2 separate regions of the Homo sapiens genome follow, and region 2 is linked to region 1. A link is a loop called in an ENCODE intact Hi-C map of the cell type or tissue named here. Cell type or tissue: mammary epithelial cell. All regions are shown on one strand. Each heading gives the region's core, and the rest is flanking DNA. Links, peaks and the distances in the headings are about the cores only. Region 1 holds the start of LOC105377862 (a long non-coding RNA gene). Region 2 overlaps LOC105377861 (a long non-coding RNA gene).

Region 1 (8,344 bases), core at 300-8,299:
ATCAACAACACTTTTATCAGGATAATAGAGGTATTAAAATTAGAATAAAAAGCTATTCTGAACTGACCTCCAAACTGAAACATCACTGAGATTCTCAAAATCCAACTGAGAGTCAAATTGGCTGAACTAGGCAAATAAAGAAGAAATGAGGGTTTTTAACCTTACATTTTAGATTTATTGGGGCAGGGGAACTTTCTAAAATACAGAAGTATCACACCCAACCTAGGGAATCATATTTAAAGGCAGCGACGCTCTAATAGATGTTTGTAGTAGTCCATATTGGTTTGTAATTTTAAAGATAAAATATCTAAGTTTTCGATGATTGCTAAGATGAAATAAGCCAACTAGAATCTATCTAATGCACTGTTCACCACTAAAACTGAACAAACTACAAAAAACAAACAAACAAACAAACAAAAACAAGCACTTAAACACTCTGAAAAGTAAAAACTAGCAGGAGGATCTGAAGTTAAAGCTTGAAAGCAGCCCACAGTGGGTAGTGAGTTTCGTATTGTTTTCTTCCTTTATCACTTTGCTTGGATGTTTACCTGAGCTGTCTCCCATGAAAGGTTCTGAACTTCAATTCCAGTCTCCACAGCTCCCTGATAGCGCTGACATCGCTGCTTAACCTTTTAGCTTCTAAGCATCTGTGAAGCAGGTTCACTAATTACTATTTGCCTGACTCTGTTGAGACAGAACACACTCACACACACAATATATGAAGGAGATTTTTACTTACAGACAGCAAGGGACAAAAGCAGCTTATGATTCATTGTGAGCTGACCACCTAATCTTCAACAAACTGCCCAGAGTGAATAAAGTCTCAACGGAGCATGCCCCACTTGCACTGCAGCTGAGGAAACACAGCTGGCAGCCTGTTCTGAGTTATATAACCCAGGGGCCGCATGATCACTGGGCAAAGCTTTGAAGGATATCTCGCTTCCACAGGAAGGAGGAGTAAAGCCCAGGCTGTACCAGAGCAGTTCCTCCCTAACTCAAGATGTTGCATTCCCAGCACATTCTATAGTTATTTTTGAGAACTACAAGCAAGAAACAGGGATAACTAGGTATGTCCAAGGCCACCTGGAGAATTGTCCTAAGGTCTACCCCTCTAGCCAGACATCTCTCGTAGCAAAGTCAGTGCATTTCAAATGCCCACCAACCTCTCTGGATCTGGAGGAAGAGGTTTATCTAGCCAGACTGATGTAGCACCTTGACTGACCCAAACTCAGTGCAACACTGTTGAGTAACAGACAGAAAATCCTTTACTGGATCCCAAAGGACTACACCACTAGCAGGACAGCCAGACCTGCTTGAGGCAGTGACCTAATCCAGGATACCAGTGTCTCAGGTAAGAAGTTGCTAAAAAAAAAAGGCAAAGAAGGATTATCAGATAGCCCCACTGTTTGTAGCCAGTGGACCTGCTTCCAGATCTCCTCTACTTATGTCTCTACTGTACCTAAGGTGTTTATCTAGCTACAGCAGTAGGAATTGCCAAACACATACACTCCTCTCAATTGAGCTAAAAGAAAGTCTCGGGCAATTCCACTGTCTAAAACAACTTTCCTGAGGAATCTGGGGGATGTCTAGGGCTTCCAAGACAGTGGCAGTGGAAAAGCAATATCTGCATGGTCAGAGGCAGGGTTCTTACTACTTTTTTATGAGTACCAACTCATGTGTGACATCAAAGATCTAATAAAGGACATAAACCCAAAGTCAATCCCACCTCCTGGTGGGTTCCTAGTAAGCCTGTGTAAAAGCTTAAGGCCACTGGCCTAATGGAGCATCTCCTTCCCAGGGTGATATCTAGGGGCACCCCTAGTACACCCAATGTGCAGGATCCCACCAGCTACCAGCTTTACAGGCATGGCATTGTCTATCCTGTATCTAGGCCATCCCCAGCCACCTGCAGAGAGAGATGCAACGCTTGGGCACACACAGCACCCCTTTCTTTGTTTCTTTGTTCAGTGAGCCACTCATTGGTAAAGAGGCATTGACATTTCCCAGCCAAGTCTCATTGATGGCATAGTTGCATGAGCCCAATTTCCTTCATATAATATTGTTCATGAAACTCCTATGCAGAGGACTAGCACTGGTCCAGTTCTTGTTTTCTTTATTACCACTGTAACATTTCTGATCCATGTAATCAGAGGAGCTTAGTGCATCAGAGCACAAGCCCACCAAGATTCTGTTTAGTTATAGTTGTGATATTTTGCCACACAGTCAGTTATAAGTTAAAACAGAGAACCTTCTGCTCTCTCCCATGCAACAGGTACCAGATCCTCATTCAATAAGCTAGGGCTGCTCAGGTTCTGTTAGTGTACACTGTGGCATTAAGGAATGCTGGTGTGGTTTTATCACTGGCAGGTAACTGTGGTCTGTGACAGAATGAGGCCCATATGAAAGATCCAACACTTTATCAGATTATCCACATTGCCACAGTCTGGGAGAGCCTAAAAATGATATTATATTTCTAGGCCTGTACTACCCTGTCCTCGTGGAAAAAGCAGATTAACAAGTTAGTTTCCCACCCCTCTACCCTCCCAGGATCTCAGGTATCCCCTACCTATTGCATAAGGGTTGGGCTGAGTTGGTGTAGTGAACCCATCTGTCTGCCCCAGTCCCAAGGCTAATACCTTTGTGATCACTCATTATTCTTGTTGCTTGACCCAGACCTTTGGGCCTGTGTCATCCAGCCTAGGAAGGGAGGTTATATCCTGTATTAACTTGACATGTCTGATAACATCCACTATACTGGAAGGATTAAACGCTCCCTGCCTCCAGGGGAACCCTAGCATCCTGGTATTCCTTGGTCTTGTTCTCCACCTCTGTGGAATCCCATAGAGGAGAAGAACCCAGGAGAAGTATCACCTTGAAGTTAGGGAGCCTTGTCTGGGGTACTAGGGTGGCCTAAACTGCAAACCACCCTCCAGGACATGCACTGTAAAGGGGAAGAACAAAAATCATAGTTTGGAACACTGGAATTGGGATTTTGCAGGCACAGCCTAATCAGGCAGCTACTTAGTCCACCTCCACCTCCACCAAGCTCTGCATCTCTGTCAACCTCCAGGCAGCTACTTAGTCCACCTCCACCTCCACCAAGCTCTGTCAACTTGAGCTGCAGTACCATGTTTCCCTTGGATTAGAGTGCAGTGTTTAGTGACCACATTGCTCTAGTCAGAAGGGGTTGTCACTCCATTAGCAGGCCATCTTGATGTCATTTCTTCAGTTGTTTTGTGAGTTGGCTCCACCACCATTCAACAGCTCCATTGGCCTGAGGATGACAAAGTGTATGGAAAGTCCATTGTATTTTAGGAGAATGCACACATTGTTGTGTTATTTGGGTAGTAACCATTCCTTGGTCAGAGTGAAGTTCCGTGGGGTAATCAAAAACATGACATGTGTTCCTTTTAAGAGAAGCTATGTTAGTCCCATCCTCCACATGAGTGACATATATACTTTCCCATTCCAGACAGCAAGTTATTGTAATAGTACTTGTCCTTTAATAATCCATCCACTTAGTTGCCTTTCTTCTGACGAGATGTCTAGGTTGTTGGCAACAGCTGATGAGTCAGTGAAAATGTAGCAAGATAGGGTGGTAGAGGAAGTCTATGTGGCTATCACCACTGCATGTAGTTTGGCCCATTGTTCAAAATGCCCATGTCCAGTCTCAGCCATGAGATACCTATCCACTGGCTAGATGGCTACCACAGCCCAGGGAACCCTGCCTGCTTGCCATTTGGAAGAGCCATCAGTAAACAAGCCATGTCATACTGTCAGTAGGCACGTCTCAGTCTTGGGCCCCAGGTATCCATAGGAGGATCCAAAACATCCCCTACATGTTGTTTAGTCCCTTCTGGCAAGTTAGCCACTTGCTCATGGAGCCTACTGGTCTCTTGGCTGCTAAGCCCAATCTTTTGAATGTATCCTATCCATTTGATCATTGAGCTGTATTGAGCCTGTCCAATTTCATTGGCAAGGTTTGTGAGTGCCCAGGTGAGAATGGACAGTTCAAGTTGCAGTGTCTTTTGTGGCAGTTCAGTCACAAGATGCTCAGTCTCCTTTAGTGTCCAATGGCAAGCAAGGAGTTGTCATTCAAAAGAGGTGTATCTGCAGGCGGCCTCAGGCAACTTACATGTCCAAACTCCAAGAGGCTTGCACACCCCATTGGCAATTTTCTGTTGCCACAGACTCCAATCCACATGCAGAGTGGTTATGCACACATGTCATTTCATCAGGGTAGCAGGCTTTAAAGCTTTTAAAGTCAGTGCCTGGGCCACAGCTCATTGAATGGCTTCCAAAGCCTGCTGCTGCAAAGGGTTCCACTTAAAGTTAGTAGCTTTGCTGGTCACCTGACTAAGGGGACCAACAGAACACCCAGGTGGGGTACATACTGTCTCTAGTACCCAAAGATGCCTGCCAGCTATTAGGCCTCCTTTTTATTAGTGAGTACCTCCAGGGTTAAAAATATTTATTTCACTGTCTCTGGAATACCTTTTTGGCATCCTGCCCAAGTGACTCTGGCATTCAGCCTGGACAGTCCATTGTTAGTCTCTGTGCCCCAAAGGCCTTTTTGACCAGCCAGAAGAGGCTGTTACATTGTGATAGTGTAGTGTGTAGCAAGGCCTGAATTAGCAAAATAATACCCTATTTTCCACTTAGCTTGCAGTACTGCTTTTGCGGAAGAAACTTGGGACTTGGGTAGCTTAGGTGGCAGGCTGAAGTGGATATGTTCCACTGTTAGGCTCGAATTCTTGGCTATGATGTGGTGATATTCTGTTCCACAAGCAGCCAGAGTGTCAATGCGTATGTCAACTAAAGAAAAAAAAAGCTTTTAAAGAGTTACGGTGGGTTTTATTTATAAGTTTTATTGAGGACTATAGACCAAGGCCTATAGCCTGGTGGCAGCCCTGTGGAGGGTTTTTATTAGACTGTTTGGCACAGTATTTTAGCCCAATGCTTATATAGAGATGGTAAGTGTTTAGTACATGTAAAATTGTATTAAACTTGTTCAGAAGTTATATTAGAGCAGAATCAGATCAAGGTTTGGGTGTAAGAGTACATCTGGCTATAGATTACAGAGGCATAATCACTAACCCTGTCAGACATTATCTTATCTGTAGAAGAGGAAAGGACTAGGATTATTTATCTTCTAAGGAATACAGTGACTAGGGCAAGAGGCATGGGGGTGGGAGTGGTCTATCCTGTTTTGTCTTTAAAGCGTCTTTCTGAGAGCTGCACATCATCACAGAGTCAGGGGCTTTGTGAAATCATGCTGGAAAGCAGAAATGAGCATAGTGTGATGGTTACTACTGAGTGTCAACTCGATTGGATTGAAGGATGCAAAGTATTGATTCTGGGTGTATCTGTGAGGGTGTTGCCAAGGGAGACTAACATTTGAGTCAGTGAACTGGAAAAGACAGACTCAGCCTTAATCTGGGTGGACACAATCTAATCAGCTGCCAGCATGACTAGGATAAATTGCAAGCAGAAGAATGTGAAAAGACTAGACTGTCTTAGCCTCCCAGCCTACATGTTTCTCCTGTGCTGAATGCTTCCTGCCCTTAAACATAGGACTTAAAGTTCTTCAGCTCTGGGACTCGGGCTGGCTTCCTTGCTCCTCAGTTTGCAGACGGCCTATTGTGGGACCTTGTGATCGTATTAGTTTAATACTCTTTAATAAACTCCTATATATATAATAGGTGATATATATATATACAAAATAGGCTATATATACATATCGCCTATTAGTTCTGTCCCTCTACAGAACCCTGACTTATACACATGGCTTCTTTTTATTTTTTATGTTTGTGGGCACATAGTAGGTGTATATATTTAAGGGATGCATGATGCTTGCTACTTTGTCTCACAACTCTCATGTACTCAGCTATGGGAACCACAGTCTCTGGCACCTGAAATGGCTCAAAGGACCCCAAGCATAAGCAAATAAGTACTGCGAGTCACATATTTGTCCCCAATTCTCCTGAGGTCATCAGTTTAATTTTTCCCCTAAGGGGACCTGGAAGTATTGTTATGTGGGCTCTAATATCCAAGAGCCCCCAGAAAAGTCCGAGTTCCTTTCTTTTCTCCTCTTGTTTTAACAGGATTATAGGGACATTGGCATTGACCTCCAGTTGAGAACCTAATTTCTCAGGCTGACTGGCCCCATTTCTAACTGTACCATTCTGCCTGAGACATTTGGATTTGCAATGTCCCTTGATTTAAAAAAAAAAAAAATCAACCAGGCTGCATGAGATTCCTCTGGCCTTTCTCTATATTTATGCTTTAGATAATGAGTCTCTCTTTCTGTGAAGGCCCACATAGCACACGTGTTAGTTCCCTTTCAGGGTTCTTCTGAGTACTCACTTTCCCAGTTCTCTAGCCAGGAATGAACAGTCACATAAGTGTCCAAAGCCAGGGGATCCTGTGCCGTGCTCCCCTGTTTCTGCATTCCTCTCTCTCTGCCTCAATCAGCAACCAGCTCACACATCTGGGTGGGGGAGGTGACCTATGCCTACCTTATCACCCTTCTTTCCTGATCAAACATCCAGCTGCACATCCAGCCCCTGTTTGCCCAGGCTGATGCTTATTGGCAAAGTGGGTAGAGCAGTAACCCCCAGTGCCAGCCTGGGGGTTATTTGCTGCCCCTACTTTGCCCATAAGCCATGGTTCTTTCAGACCAGCCTCTACTCACTATGTCAATTTTGTAAAGCAGGTTTACTAATTACCATTTGTCTGAGTCTGGTGAGACAAAACATACACACAACAAGTTATGTGCAACAGATTTATTACTCACAGATAGGCAGCAAGAGACAAAAGAAGCTTAGGATCTGTTGTGAGCCAATCCCTCCATGCCTCAACAAAGCTGCACAGGGCAAGTGAAGTCTCAACTGAGCATGTCCCACTTGCATTACAGCTGAGGAACCCCAACAGGAAGCCCACCCTGGATTATATACATCAGAGGCACGTAACTCATCAGGCAAATCTTTGAAAGACATCTGGCTTCCAGGGAAAAGTGGAGTAAAGCCAAGGCTGTACCAGAGTAGTTCCTCCCTAACTCAAGACGTTGCATTCCCATCACAATCTACAGCTGTTCCTGAGAACTCCAAGCAAGAAAAGGGAGAGAACTAGGTCACTCCAAGGCCACCCAGACAACTGACCTGCAGCACCAAATGTCTATACAATGTTGGTTTCACTTCTCTGTGGTACCCTTTTTCCAGGGCCTTGGCCTAGCTGACTTTTTTATTCCTTGATTATAATTTTTCCCAGGAGACTTTTAAAACTGTTCAGTCTCTACTTTCTGCTTGGCTTCTCTGACACACTCAGGAAACACACAGAGGGGAAAGCACAGTAGACAAGGTCAGCCTATGCTCTCTCTGTAGCCTTGACTTTTCAGGTCCTGGTTTTCTTTCTTTGTTCTTCAATCTAGGCTTTCTTGTTGTCTCAGTGTGATAGTTGATTTGATAAAAGCTACTATGATGTAGCAAGAAATGGACGTCTTAATAATTTATGGTTTTAGAAGTTATTAATTTTTAGTTTTATTGCCCAAACGTTTTCCAAGAAAGTTTTAAAAATTAATAATGCTTAAGTACATGATACATGTAATGCGCTCTGTGGTTTCTTCAGCTTATGCAGAATTCACAGGGGACTAACTGACATATTTAGCTAGTACGCACCTATTTTCTATGTAACCAATGTATATGTCCTCCTTTTTTATAAAGATTTTCTAGACATGTAGGCCCATTTAAATGTGAAAATATATGTATTTTCATATATACATGTATACAAAATTTTTTCCAAGTGTTCAAGGATATTCACAATTTTTTAATGTTTTCAATATGCTTAAATAATTACAAGCAATTAAGTGTATATTTAGTATATTCTTGCTTGGGAATTTAGATCAGTATTGGGTTATAGATGTCTCAAATCTTATATAATCTAATGTGGGAATTTGTATGTTGTATAAAATGTATTTAAATGTAGAACTGCCTTCCCAAATTAGGTTAAATGTGATTAAACATAACCTCAAGCATGCCTAAAGAAATTCTAAACTTAACTAGTGTAATAATTTTTGTAAAAGATATGGAACAATTATTTGATAAAATTTATTATGCCAGAAAAATCCAGCCTTGCTGCTGCAGCAACTATAAATCTGGCCTGATTTTAAAATTCGACAGGTAACATTTTTACAACCACAAGATTTGAGATACTAGTTATAAATGAGGATTCTCTGTGGGACCACTATTCCTGCTGAAGAAAATGAATTCTTCAAAGTCCTCTACATATTATGTGACTTTAATATCTGAATAGTCACTGACATAAAGGGTTGACTTACTTTTAAGTT
Region 2 (8,344 bases), core at 323-8,322, 65 kb after region 1:
TAACTACATGTACCTGGGCAAGTTATTTATCTAGCCTTAACCCAAGTTTCCTCACATGGCAAATAATACAGAGTCTCAAGGCAAACTTCTAGAATTAGAAAGACCCCCCAAGCTAGAGTGAAAAATGACTAGTGAAATGTTTCTGCATGTAAGAATACAGTGCAGAGAATGCCTACTTTCACATCCTCCCAACAACCTCATTCATTTATCTCAGAGTCAAATGTATAAAGCAAGAAAGACTAGAGAATGGGTAGAATTTACCTTTTCTGGGATCTGAGACTATCCAAAATGATTCTATATATCTGGACTTTATATTTGTTATTTAATTCATTATTGTTTCAAAATAAATGAATAAGTAACAAAACTTAAAAAAAACTTTTCTGGATAAAAGGTGTTCCAGAACATTTATTCTTTATACTGTATCATAAAGTCAATATAGAATGTTGAGTATAATATTCATTTATTCTAGACAGTTATTGCTTCATGTATGACATGAGGAAAATGTATCCATGCTCTAATATTTTGCATGCCATAAAGTATAAAGGATACTTTATAGTAAGAAAGAATCCACTTTTTTGAAGTTTTGCACAAAATATGGTTAAAAAATCATTTAGATGGTGACCAGAGTGACTCTGTGAAAGATAATAGATTACATGTTAGTTAATATGTAGGTAGCAAGGGAAAGGAAATAAATTCTAAACCTACATGTTTGAGCTGAAGAGAGGAGACTCTTTCTATTAAATTAGTTTGTATATATTGAGCATGGGAACTTCTGCTCTAAAACCATAATGTAAATATTCTGTTGAACCTAAGCTGCTGGAAGATGAGGATTAGGAAGACAAAGGATTCCTATTTGCTTACAATCACTGTGCCAGGTTCTAAATAAAAGCAAATTACAGACTAAATTCTGCCACATATACTGCCATTTGTAAGCCCAACTCTTATTAATAAGCAGGCACAAAAACACTTATACAACCTGCTTTTGTCAGCTTGATAAAGTCCCAATTCTCTGGGTTTTGTGATAAAGCAACCACTTCCTACATAAAAAATTCTCTAGCCCAAAAATATTTTAGAGGCAGGATTCAGTTAACCTAATATTTGAAACAGCCAGCTGGAATATTCTAACCTGTAACCACATTAGAATCCTGCCTTCAGTGACATTCTAAAAGATGAGGAGGAAAATGCTTTCCTGACTTGATTATCCTATATAAGCAGTGGGGGAAGTCTAACATAGTTAGATCTGTATATGTTGAATACACCTAAATTCACATATAATTTACAGGCATCTTCATTATTCTCATTAAAAAGCCACTAAGTTCACCAGTGAAAATCCTCTTCTAATATACATTCACAAAGCCTCTGGTGTTGATCAGGGATAATCGCTAAACCACTTATAGTTGCCTTTTGATTAAATGTTATTACCCTTCATGTGTATAAAGCATTCCCTATTAGGAAAATTAACTGTCTCTTGAGCGAAATTGAATTAAGACATATATAACTTCCTATCTCTATGCTGAAATAGTTTAAAGCGCATTTCCAGTGTCATAACACTCAGAAGTATTTATCTCCAATCCAGACCTTTCCTATAAACTTCAGACTCAGCATAAGTGGCCTACTAAACATAATCAATAGCCTCCTGATTGGTTTCCTGTTACTGTCCTTAGCCCCCTACAGTCTGTTAACAATACCACAAAGAGTAGTTCTGGCTCCTTCTGATAGAAATCTAGAACCGCTCAGAGCAAGGGTCAGATCTTATCATCCTGTGCATGAAACCCTTTAGTGACTCCTCACCTCACAGAAGTAAGAATGAACATCTGACTGGGTCTTCAATTCCTCTGATCTTTCTGATTCTATCTCCTACTGCCCTCATCCTGCTCACAGCAGGGAGTCTCAGTGGCTGCCTTAATGTCTCCTCAATCATGCCGGGTACTCACTTCCACCTCAAGGTGGATTGGACATGAGGCCTTCCTCTGCCTGGTTCCCATTCCTCATATATACGCATGGCTTGCTCCCTTACCTCCTTTAGGAATTTGTGTTAATATCATCGTATTATTTTCCCATGGCTGCTATAACAAACTACCACAAACTCGGTGTCATAAAACAATAGAAATTCCATTCTCTCACAGTTCTGGAAGGCAGAATGAAATGTTTCACTGGGCCCAAATCAAGGTATTGGGAAGGCCACACTCCCTCTAGAGGCTCTACAGGAAATCTGTTCCTTGCCTCTCCTAGCTTCTGGTGGAAGCTGGACTTGTGGCCTCACCATTCCAATCTCTACCTCTATGGTCACATTGCCTCCTCTTCTCTCTCTATAAAATCATCTCTGCCTCTCTATTACAAAGGTACCTACCATAACATTTAGCACCTACCCGGATAATACAGAATAATCTCCTCGTCTCTTAATCTTTAACTTAATTACATCAGGAAACTTTGCCTGTATGTTAACATTCACATGTTCTGAGGCTGAACCTGTTTCCTATGGGGAAGATGTTTGTCAGTCTACCACAGTCATTTCTCATAAAGGCCTTCCCATAATGTCACAATTAAAATGTCAGCCATCCTCTCCCACAGCACTTTCTGTCTCCCTTCTCTGCTTTATTATTTTTTCCAGAGCATTGATCACCAGATGACATTCCTTATATTTACATATTTCTTATATTATTTGGCTTCTTCAACTATAATATGAGTACCATGAAGCCAGAGTTGTCATCTTTTCTCTTCATTGCTCTTTTCCCTAATACCTTGAAAGAACAATGTCTTTCATACAGCAAGCCTTAGATGAATATTTCTGAATGAATAGATAGATGAATGAAGGAAGAAAGGGGTTCAAGTATTTTAGTTGAATGGAAAATGTATCTAGTAAGTTAAAGGGTGCCCCTTCAAAATATTTGTCCATGTCTGAATTCCCAGAATTAGTGAATATTAGCTTGTATGAGGAAAGAGTGAACAGTTGTAAAACATGTGATTCAGTTAAGGATCTGAAGAGGAAAAACTTATCCTGGATAGTCTGGCTGGGTCCTAAATCAAGCACATGTATCTTTATAAGAAAGAGAGGCAGAGGTAGAACAGAAAGAGACACACAGAGACACACAGAGGAAAAGTCACAGAAGAGGAAGCAATGTGACCATGAATCACTCTGGTAATTAGAGTGATAGGGCCATAAGTCAAGGCATGCCAGCAGCCACCAGGAGCTGGAAATGGCAAGGAACATACCCTCCCCTGAAGCCTTCAGAAGCAGTCTGGCCCTGACAAAGACATTTTGATTTCAGACTTCTGGTCTCCAAAACTATGACAGAACAAATTTCCATTATTTTAAGCCACCTAGCTTGTGGCAATCTGTTATGGCAGCCCTAGGAAATTACTACAATGTGGACATTCTAAATGGCTTCTAATTATAGGAAGACAGATTATTTTAGGAAAGGCATTCTTATTTTGAATTTATTATCTGGGTTCCTGTCACTCAATTAAGAGCACAGACTCTGCAGTCAGAAGTCAGATATCCTGTGTTGCAATTATTTTGTTAACTTCTGAGGACCTTGGGGTCCATTGATCTTTTTGCCTTGGTTTTAGCATCTGTAGAAGAAGAATAAACCAATGGTAGGCCTGGAATTAAAATATTTAAGAATTACAAAGCAGTTAGAAATGTGCCTACACCTAACATGCATTAAATGTTGTCATTATTTTGCTATTATTTGCATTATATTATGAAAATCTAGTTTATTAGAAATATCTTAGCAGTGTGATACATTTTTGCCCATCAAAAAGTACAAGAACACAATCTGTTCTCAAGGGGGTGATGGTCTAGGCATTATCACATATTGATGGTAGGAGTAAAATTGCTATAACTGCAATGGGGGGGCAATTGGTACTATTTATCAAAAGTAAAAATTCACTTACACTTGTGAGATAACTTGGTTAGGCACTGCAGCATTGTTTTAATAGCAGAAGACTGGAAACCTAAATTCCAGCAATACAGGCCAAGTTAAAATATGGAATATTCATTCAATGGATTATTGTGAAGCAGTCAAAAAATGAGGCAAATATTTCCAGTTCTGGCAATAGAAGAGTAACTTTTTGCTAACCACAGTCCCACTGAGAATAATAGATATGCTAGACAAAATATAAATGTGTGTGTGTGTGTGTGTGTGTGTGTGTGTTGTGTGTTTGAATAAACGGCTAAGATACTGGAGAGAAAGAAAGCTCATGGAAGTAAGCCAGACATTCTATGCAGCTTTTCTCCTCAAATACTGCCAATTTGGAAGTGGCATAGAACCAAGAGGCTAAATACCTAGCAGTAAACAGCAGCTAAGAAGCTGAGTTGAACTTTTGAAAGTCTTATGGGGTTGGGGAGATAAAATTTTAAACATAATGAATAGAAAGATAGTTGGGAATCCTGAACTCGTAATCTTGGAGGGAAGGGAAGGACAGAAGTAAGCCCAACAGTTGGTCCTGCTCTTTCCCTTAAAACATTGCTCAGGTTGCCAAACATAGATCTGATAAGGAGTTTGCATGTAGAATATGTAGAGATGCCTACATCTTAACAACATATAAACAACTCAATTTAAAAATTGGCAAAGTACTTAAACAGACATTTCTTCAAGGAACATCAACAAATGGCCAATAAGCAGATGAAAATATTTTCAACATCATTAGTCATTAGGGAAATGAGAATCCAAACCACAATGAGGTATCATTTCACACCTACTCGGATGACTACAATAAAAATGATGAATAATGACAAGTAATGGCAGGGATTTGGGGAAACTGAAGCCTTCATATGTAGCTGACAGTATAATGATGCAGCTGCTGTGGAAAACAGTTTAGTGGTCACTCAAAAAATTAAACATAGAATTACCATACGACCAGTAATTGCACTCCTAGGTGTATACCCAAAAGAATTATAAACAGGGACTAATCAGATACTTGTACACAAATGTTCACTGTAGCATTATTTACATAGCCAAAAGTTGGAAATAACTCATGTCCATCAACAAATAAATGGATAAAGAAAATGTGAGTGGCAGGGTGCGGTGGCTGACACCTGTAATCCCAGCACTTTGGGAGGCCAAGGCGGGAAGATCACAAGGTCAGGAGCTTGAGACCAACCTGGACAATATGGTGAAACTCCATCTCTACTAAAAATACAGAAGTTAGCCAGGCATGATGGCAGGCACCTGTAGTCCCAGCTACTCGGGAGGCTGAGGCAGGAGAATCACTTGAACCTGGGAGGCAGAGGTTGCAGTGAGCCGAGATCAAGCCACTGTACTCTAGACTGGGTGACAGAGCAAGATTCCAGCAAAAATAAAAATGATAAATACAGTCAATGGACTGTTATTCAGCAATAAAAAGAATGAAATTCTGATACATGCTACAACATGGATAAACCTTGATAACATTATGCTAAGTGAAATAAGCCAGACAATGAAAACAACACATGTAGTTTGATTTCACTAACATGAAATTATCTATAAGCACCTAATTCACAGAGACATAAAAATTAGAGGTTAAGAGAGGCTAGAGAGAGAGAGAATAGAAAATTATTGCTTAATGGATGCTGAGTTTCTGTTTGAATGATGTAAATATTTTGAAAATAGATGTGACAGTTGTACAACATTGTGCATATAAACTAACGTCACCATGGGCTTCTGGATTGAGTTGGGCACTGTAGGGGCCAAGATGGCTCTCTGAAGTTCTGCTGAAAAAAATAACAAACTCATAAAAGGCGTATTAATTGGTGAAAATGTAACAATTTTGTTTAACATCTATGCAAGGGACCTTTCAGAATGGTGACCCAAAGATACAAGAGAAATTGTCTATTTTTATGCTTAGGTTCAAAAAAAACAGTTGTGTAAAAATATGACAGTTGTGTAAAAATATGATTAAACAAAAAGGGCATAATCTCATACAAATAGACGGAGTCTGGAAGCCCAGCAAGGCCAGTCTGTCTAGATTCTTCTTGGCCTCTTTGAGCGTCATTTCTTCCCTCTGGGGGTGGTGCGGGACCCTTTCTGGAATGGGGGTCTCAGAACCTACAGTCAAACAACTAGGTCAGATAATTTCTTTATGGCCAGTTTTCACACAGAAAATCAGAAGGAAAGTTAAAGTAATATTTTTAGGTTTTATGGCTGGTTTTGGGGAAAAGGGATTCTGGTTTCTACGAAAATCCTTGGGGAAAAGGAATTCTAGTTTCTATGGTTAGCCTTCGGGGAGAATAGACTGAGGGGCAGGAGGGCAAGAGAAGGTCAGGGAAAAACTTTTGCTTCTGTGGCTGCTGCTGAGGCCTTCATTTGGGGGTATTATTTTCTGAGCTGCAGAGGCACCAGGATTTCTATTGTTATTCCCACATTTTCACACCGCACATCACACATACTTAGCATTCAAATTATATTAAATAAATATTTGACTGTCCACCTTCTTCCTATTGTCCTTCCTTCCCCTGGCCTGCCATACTTTCTTTCTCTTGATATCTTTTAATTCAAAAGTTCAAGAACAAAAGGCTGTTCTTGGCATGCAGCAAAAATATTTTAAGAAAATTTCTTGATTTAAATTTAAATGAGCAGTTCATTACATAACACGTATGAATTAAACAGAAATATTGTTGGGAAATATAATTAAAAACAAAGCCTTTTTCCAACCCAGAAATCCTCTCCTTAAAAGTAGTAGTGGAAAACAAAAACAGAAAGTTTTATTATTGACAAGCACTAAGCCAGACTGTGACGTACATCACCATCAATCCACTAAGAGATTGCAAAGACAGAAATCTCAACCTTTCATGTAGACAAGCAGATACAACCTATTACATACATGTTTTCAAGATAAACAATGACTAGTCCTTGACAAGAACATTTGTCACACATAATCCATCCTCACTTTACCTGATCATTGAGGTGACCATCTGTGTTAGCTAATTAGCTGTATCCAGAGGAAAAACAAATTCCTCATCTCTATATGAGAGGAGGTAGTTTCGCAATCCTCCAGCTGAAGTTAGGCTCCTACCTTAACCACAGAAACTGAGAGATAGAGGTGCTATCTCCCTTGATGTTTGCATTTCAAAGAAATCCCTCCCATGTTCTTGAGAAAGATGTCCCTAGGTCATAGAGGTGACAAAAGTCCTATCCAGTCTTCAAAAGGATTTATATACATTTCAAAGACACAAGAAAGTATTTAAGATATTCTAAGATAAGTGCTCTAAGAAAAAGGAGGGGAGAGAGCTCTTACCTCATTCTTAACAGGGAGAACTAAGCCTCTTACTTTTAATTTGCATTTGTTCTTACAATATGCAAATCCATCTTAAATTTAATTAATCTCACTGTGCAATCTTGGTATATTTCATTCCAGTCATTGATATATGTGTGTATCTATCATTTTACATAGGCATTTTATTATTTATTATTTAATGTTATTTATTACTCATATATTTCCTCAGGTATTCAGATCTTTCTGTAAATTCTAATGTGAATAGTCACCTTTGATCTGTGAAAAGAATAAAAAACAAAGTGATTCATAAATAACTAAAGGCTTAGTTTACTCTTAGGAAATATTACATATATTTGAGATGTAGTCTTGCTCTGTCACACAGGCTGAAATGCAGTGGCACGATCTCGGCTCACTGCAACCTCCACCTCCTGAGTTAAAGCAATTCTCCTGCCTCAGTCTCCCAAGTAGCTGGTATTACAGGCATCTGCCACAACACCCAGCTAATTTTTTACTTTTAGTAGAGACAGGTTACCACCATGTTGGCCAGGCTGGTTTCAATCTTCTGACCTCAAGTGATCTGTCCACCTCAGCCTTCCAAAGTCCTGGGATTAGAGGTGTGAGCCACCATGCCTGGTCAGAATATATATACATATTTTTTTTCTTAATTTTTCTACAGCTAGAAACTGAAACCCGCAGGATTTCAGTGTGATGCTTGAGATGACCAACATGACTAGTTTGCTGTGAACTGTATTTTGTGTATTGATTATTTTAAGAAATATTTATCCTCTAAGGAGCTTGCAAACTACCCAGGAAAAGAATGTAGCACAATGAATTGTTATGTATTATTCCATTTGTTTTAATAATAGACATCATGTTAGTCCATTTTCACAGTGCTATAAAGACATACCCGAGACTGAGTAATTTACAAAGAAACAAGGTTTAATTGACTCACAGTTCCGCATGGCTGGGGAGGCCTTAGGAAACTTAACAATCATGGTGGAAGGGGAAGCAGGCACGTCTTACATGGCAGCAGGTGAGAGAGAGAGTGTGTGAGAGCACAGGAAAAACTACCCTTTATAAAACCATCAGATCTCCTAGGAACTCACTCACTATCATGAGAACAGCAAGGAGGAAACCGCCCCCATAA

Evidence for each region. Hi-C counts contacts between places; a loop is a spot of excess contacts. Peaks named below come from ENCODE experiments on the same cell type or tissue, not always from the same donor. Only the 100,000 strongest peaks of a DNase experiment are listed, where the experiment ranks them.
Region 2: a loop joins it to region 1, with 2.1 times the contacts of the local background. A loop is called at or near these places in 2 of 110 quality-filtered maps.

Annotation. Positions count from the first base shown.
Region 1 is chr6:76,767,471-76,775,814 of GRCh38, reverse strand. It overlaps LOC105377862 (a long non-coding RNA gene), which reads right to left and starts at 865. Exons shown (of 4, transcript NR_187980.1): 1 at 740-865; 2 at 549-647. In mammary epithelial cell, for the core only: no CTCF peak of the experiment used is centred there; no DNase peak of the experiment used is centred there.
Region 2 is chr6:76,702,642-76,710,985 of GRCh38, reverse strand. The region is part of intron 3 of LOC105377861 (a long non-coding RNA gene); the gene reads left to right. Among named protein-coding and RNA genes, the nearest start is that of LINC02540, 110 kb to the right of the region's middle. RefSeq lists enhancers at 1,565-2,091, 2,689-2,858, 6,662-7,491. In mammary epithelial cell, for the core only: no CTCF peak of the experiment used is centred there; no DNase peak of the experiment used is centred there.